Linked DNA regions of Homo sapiens: region 2 is linked to region 1. Evidence: chromatin loops called from intact Hi-C (ENCODE). Cell type or tissue: heart left ventricle. All regions are shown on one strand.

Region 1 (2,500 bases):
CAATCCTGTTGTGTGCAGCCACAGTGGCTTTGAGTTGGGTTGCTGGAGGGAAGCCGTCCTTACCCCCATGTGTGGTCTTTTCCCCAACCCAGAACCCCAGGTACAAGCAGGGCCCAGACCACCCACCCCTTAAACAGATCCAGGCCTAGCGGCCCCTTCCTACCTTTCCCAGAGGCAGCTGCAAAAACCAAGGGCCGCACTGGGGACCAGCGCACAGCAAACAGATACTTGAGGGAGAGCTGCAGCGAAGTCAAGGGAGGGGCCTGCAGCATGGAGTACAGGTGGACATGCCCGTCAGTCCCAGCGCTCAGGAAGAGATTCCTAGACGGGATGCAGGGGGCCAGGCAAGGGAATCAGTGCTGGGGTCTGGGTGGTGCTGGCCCCCAACACCAGACCCCTCCTGGGCTGCCAGGCTCGTGAAGAGCCTCCCGGGTCCCTCAGCCTGGAGTTGGTCCTCTCATTAGAGAAGGGACGATGCCTGGGCCAACCACCAAAGACCTGAACACGGGTCTCAGAGTGGGCAGAAGGCAAGCACTTGAAGCAGTTTGTCATGAGGCTTGGCAGGCTAGAGACCCGCAGGGCAGGGACACCCTGGCCCCACTGTGCCCCAGGCCTGCCCTACGTACCTGTGGAAGGGGGAACAGCTCACAGAGTAGATGGGACCGCCGTGGGGGGAGAAGGTAAACTGTGCTGGGGCCCGCAGGGGCACGGAGCTGGGCATCCGCGTGAGGGCTGCCTCTCCAGCTGCCAGGGAACACTTGAGCGGGAAGCCGCCTTCCGTGCCCAGAATGAACAGCCTAGGGTCAAAGCTGGAGAAGGCCACTGCCGTGGCGCCCACCTCGGTCTCCCCGCGGGGATGCTGTGGAGAAATGGCAGCAGCAGGGTCAGAGCCAAGGGCATCAGATGGCACTGTCCCAACAGAGCCAGAGAACAGGAGGGGAGATCACAGCAAGTCAGGCCCACTGCCACACCTTCCCACCCCCAAGGCTCACCGGCGCAGGCCAGGGCAGTTTCCGGGTGCCCACGTACCTTCTTGAGCTTGGTGCTCCGTGGCAGCTGCTGCATGACCAGGGCGAAGCCCTCTGTGAGCTGCAGCTGGCCTACCCCGATGCCCTGCCAGAGTAGCACCTTCCCGTCGGTGGCCACACTCAGCACCTGGAAGCGGTGGCTGTGCCCAGGCTCGGGCAGCCACACCACCTGAGTTAACAGCATGCAGGGCCAGGATGGAGACAAGGGACACCTGCCCAGGTGTCACGCTCCACCCCTACCCTCCCTCTCTTCCAGGAAAAAAAAAAATTCTCCGGGAGGCCCCAGAACCAGGCTCACCCACCAGGGGGCAGGCCTGGAGGGTTCCCAGGGCCCTCTCCAGTCCCAGAATCCCAGCGCTGCTCACTCGGTGCCTGCAGAGGAGGCTGGGAATGGCCACAGGGCCCTGGGAGTGGCTCCTGAGGGGGGTGACTCATGCTGCGGGAGCTCCGAGAATGCAGGAGGCAGCTGTCCAACTGCCAACGCCCGGGTGACCTTCCTAGGAGAGTGGGCGCCCTCTCCCCAGCTCTGCCTCAGGGCCCACCCCGCCCGGCAGCCCCTGCCCTGACCTGGGACACAGGGTCTGTGTGGGTGTCATCCGTCAGGCCTGTGCGCCACAGCAGCGGGTCCTCAAGACGGCTCAGGTCCCACACCAACACCTCACCACTGTACAGCCCTCCTGCAGGGACAGTGGACCTGGGCAGAGGCTCAGCCCCACCCCCAGCCTGACTTCCTGGCCAAACACCCGCCCCAGCCCACCTACAGGGCCAGGGCCAGGGCCAGGCGGCAGAGCCACTTGGCTGGAAGTCATCCCCACAGAGGGAGAGTCCTAGCCCCCAGCTCCCCTGTTGTACCCCAGGGAGCTTTGCCGGACACCCCTGCCCTGCACCTGGCAGCTCCCTCCAGCGTTGCCTGCCCCCTACCACTGACGGCTTCCCAAGGGCACCTGCCTCTTCTGGCCTCTCCACAGCCCCCTGTCCTGGCCCCGACCCTGGCCCCCTTCCAGACTCCTCCCCCGAGTTCCACCCCTCAGGGCTCACTGCAGACCTTCACCTGGGCTCCAGACTGAGAGGGTCAGGGCCCGCCTTCCTGTCTCCGGGCCAAAGGGCCCATGGAAAGCTCCCTTGTGCCCTCTGCAGGGCGGGAAGCTGAGTCCTGAGAGGAGAGGAGGCGGACACAGCAGGCAGCTCACCTGCGACGTGGGAGGGCTGCGTGGGGTGGAAGGCCAGACACAGGACAGCGCTGGGGACCTCCACCACGGCCGACGGCTGCTGGGGACGCAGGTCTCGCCGGTCCAGGTTCCAGGCACACACGAAGGACTTAAGCGTGCTCCAGTCCCCATGGTCCAGCCTGTGCAGGGACAGGCTTGAGCCGGCTGTGCCCCTGGGTGGGGCTCCTATCACCCACCCCACCTCTCTCCCCACTAGCCCCGGACACACTCGCTGTGTCCTTGTCACCACCAGACACTACTCTG
Region 2 (2,500 bases), 200 kb before region 1:
GTATATACACATACACGTATATACACGTATATACACATACACGTATATACACGTATATACACATACACGTATATACACGTATATACACATACACGTATATACACGTATATACACACACGTATATACACGTATATACACACACGTATATACACGTATATACACACACGTATATACACGTATATACACACACGTATATACACGTATATACACACACGTATATACACGTATATACACACACGTATATACACGTATATATACGTGTATATATGTACACATACGTGTATATACATGTATATATGTATACATACATATATATACATGTATATATATTTGTTTGTTTTTAAGACAGAGTCTCGCTCTGTCACCCAGGCTGGAGTGCAGTGGTGTGATCTCGGCTCACTGCAGCCTCCGCCTCTTGGGTTGAAGCGATTCTCCTTCCTCAGCCTCCCTAGTAGCTGGGATTACAGGCATGTGCCACCACGCCCAGCTAATTTTTGTATTTTTACTTTATATTTTTTAACTCATGGCTGAGCCTCTGCATCTCAGCTGGCCTGGGAGGAGGCTTCCTGATCTATGGTTGAGCAATTGGAGGGACAGAGAGGGGAGGACAGGTGAGGAGTCAGGCCGATCCAGCATCACCTCTGTGCTGGGTGATCTTGGGTGGGTGCCATCCCTTCCCTGGGCCTTAGTCTACTCTTCGGTCATTGTGGCTGGTTGGGTATAGAGTGGCCTAGCCTGAGCCCGGCTCACAGTGAGTGCTCACCTGTTGGGGCTGATGTGGTCATCCCCGAAGTCATTACCAGCCTCACCTTGCTGGTCAGGGTGGGCCCAGCCAGTCCAAGGGCTGCTGATGTCCCCCGGCCCTTTGGATCATCTCTTGTGCAGCTGAAACCCTGGCTTAGGGGAAGAGGAACCGCCTGGGAGGGGCTGGGGGAGATCCTGGGTTCCCCTCTGGCACTAACCAATGTGGCCACCAGAGGGCGCAAGGTGGCAGAGCCTGGACTTGGCCAGGATGCTCTCTGCTGGGTTGGGGCCAACACCAGGAAGGAAGCATGGGCCATAGGGAAGCTCCCATTGGTGCTGGGGCAACCCGCAGCAGCTCTGCGTCTTCTGCTCTTCTGATGGGAACTGCAGGCCTCTCCCCTGGCCCCAGAGAGTCGGGCTTCTGGGCCCAGCCGCTGTCTGTCATGCCTGCACTCAGGCAGCTGGAGGGGTGGGAGGGGAGATGGCTCCTGGCCTTGGCCATGGCTGCTTTGGCTTCCACCGTTCCTGCTCCTCTTCCATGTGGCCCCCTGACTTGGTTGTGTGAGCACTCCAGTCCTGGCAGAGCCTGACAGGCACTCCCTGAGGTTGGGGTATCCCTTGGCTCTGTCCTGGGGTTGAGGTCCAGGACCTGGCACGGCTGTGAGAAGGACCTTGGGCTGGAGCTGTGGACTCGGTGCTTTATTCGTTCTAAGATGAAAGTCATTCATTCTGGATGGCTATGACCTTGAGCGACTCACTTCTCTCCAGGCTCCAGGTGTCCCCTTCATTCATTTGTTAACCTTTATTAAGCACCTCCCATGGGCCGCAGTCAGGCCCTGGGGATTCAGCAGTGAATGAAACTGACAAAACCCCTGACCTCATTAAACTGACATTCTTTTTTTTCTTTTTTTTTTGTGGCGGAGTCTCACTCTATCACCTTCTGTCACCACACCCGGCCAAAACTGACATCCTAATGAGGGATGCAGACAAAAACAAAGAAAGATCAGAGGGTGTGAATTGCTATAGAGAAAAATGAGAAGCGGAGAGATACAAAGTAAGATCTGAGAAGTTAACACCTGAACAAAGACGCAGGAGTGGGCCAGGCATAGTTGCTCATGCCTGTAATCCTAGCACTTTGGAAGGCCTAAGCAGATGGATCACTGGAGGCCAGGAGTTTGAGACCAGCCTGGCCAACATAGGGAAATCCCATCTCTATTAAAAATACAAAAATTAGTCAGGTGTGCTAGCGGGCGCCTGTAATGCCAGCTACTCGGGAGACTGAAGCAGGAGAATCACTTGAACCTGGGAGGTGGAGGTTGCAGTGAGCTGAGCTTGCACCACTGCACTCCAGCTTGGGCGACAGAGTGAGACTCCATCTCAAAAACAAAAGACTTCGCCAGGCAGGGTGGCTCACACCTGTAATCCCACCATTTTGGGAGGGCGAGGCAGGTGGATCACGAGGTCAGGAGTTCAAGACCAGCCTGGCCAAGAGGGTGAAACCCCGTCTCTACTAAAAATACAAAAATTAGCCAGGTGTGGTGGTGGGCGCCTGTAGTCCCAGCTACGTGGGAGGCTGAGGAAGAGAATTGCTTGAACCTGGGAGGCAGAGGTTGCAGTGAGCCGAGATCAAACCACTGCACTCCAGCCTGGGTGACAGAGTGAGACTCCGTCTCAAAAAAAAAAAAAAAATAGACAAAAAAAAAAAAAAAAAAGACTTTAAGGAGGGGAGGGGCTGAGCCTTGGGGATAGCAAAAGG

Evidence for each region. Hi-C counts contacts between places; a loop is a spot of excess contacts. Peaks named below come from ENCODE experiments on the same cell type or tissue, not always from the same donor. Only the 100,000 strongest peaks of a DNase experiment are listed, where the experiment ranks them.
Region 2: a loop joins it to region 1, with 2.6 times the contacts of the local background. A loop is called at or near these places in 4 of 110 quality-filtered maps.

The regions. Positions count from the first base shown.
Region 1 is chr9:128,634,063-128,636,562 of GRCh38, forward strand. It overlaps DYNC2I2 (dynein 2 intermediate chain 2), which reads right to left. Exons shown (of 9, transcript NM_052844.4): 4 at 2,219-2,376; 5 at 1,596-1,705; 6 at 1,030-1,197; 7 at 627-859; 8 at 164-321. Among named protein-coding and RNA genes, the nearest start is that of DYNC2I2, 22 kb to the right of the region's middle. RefSeq lists enhancers at 631-1,830, 1,883-2,500. In heart left ventricle, CTCF peaks have their summits at 1,329 (motif pointing right) and 2,172 (motif pointing left); DNase peaks (open chromatin) are centred at 773, 913, 1,439 and 2,179; H3K4me3 peaks cover 1,610 bases; H3K27ac peaks cover 2,500 bases.
Region 2 is chr9:128,437,829-128,440,328 of GRCh38, forward strand. No RefSeq gene overlaps it. Among named protein-coding and RNA genes, the nearest start is that of ODF2, 17 kb to the right of the region's middle. RefSeq lists a silencer at 790-963. In heart left ventricle, a CTCF peak has its summit at 974 (motif pointing right); a DNase peak (open chromatin) is centred at 993.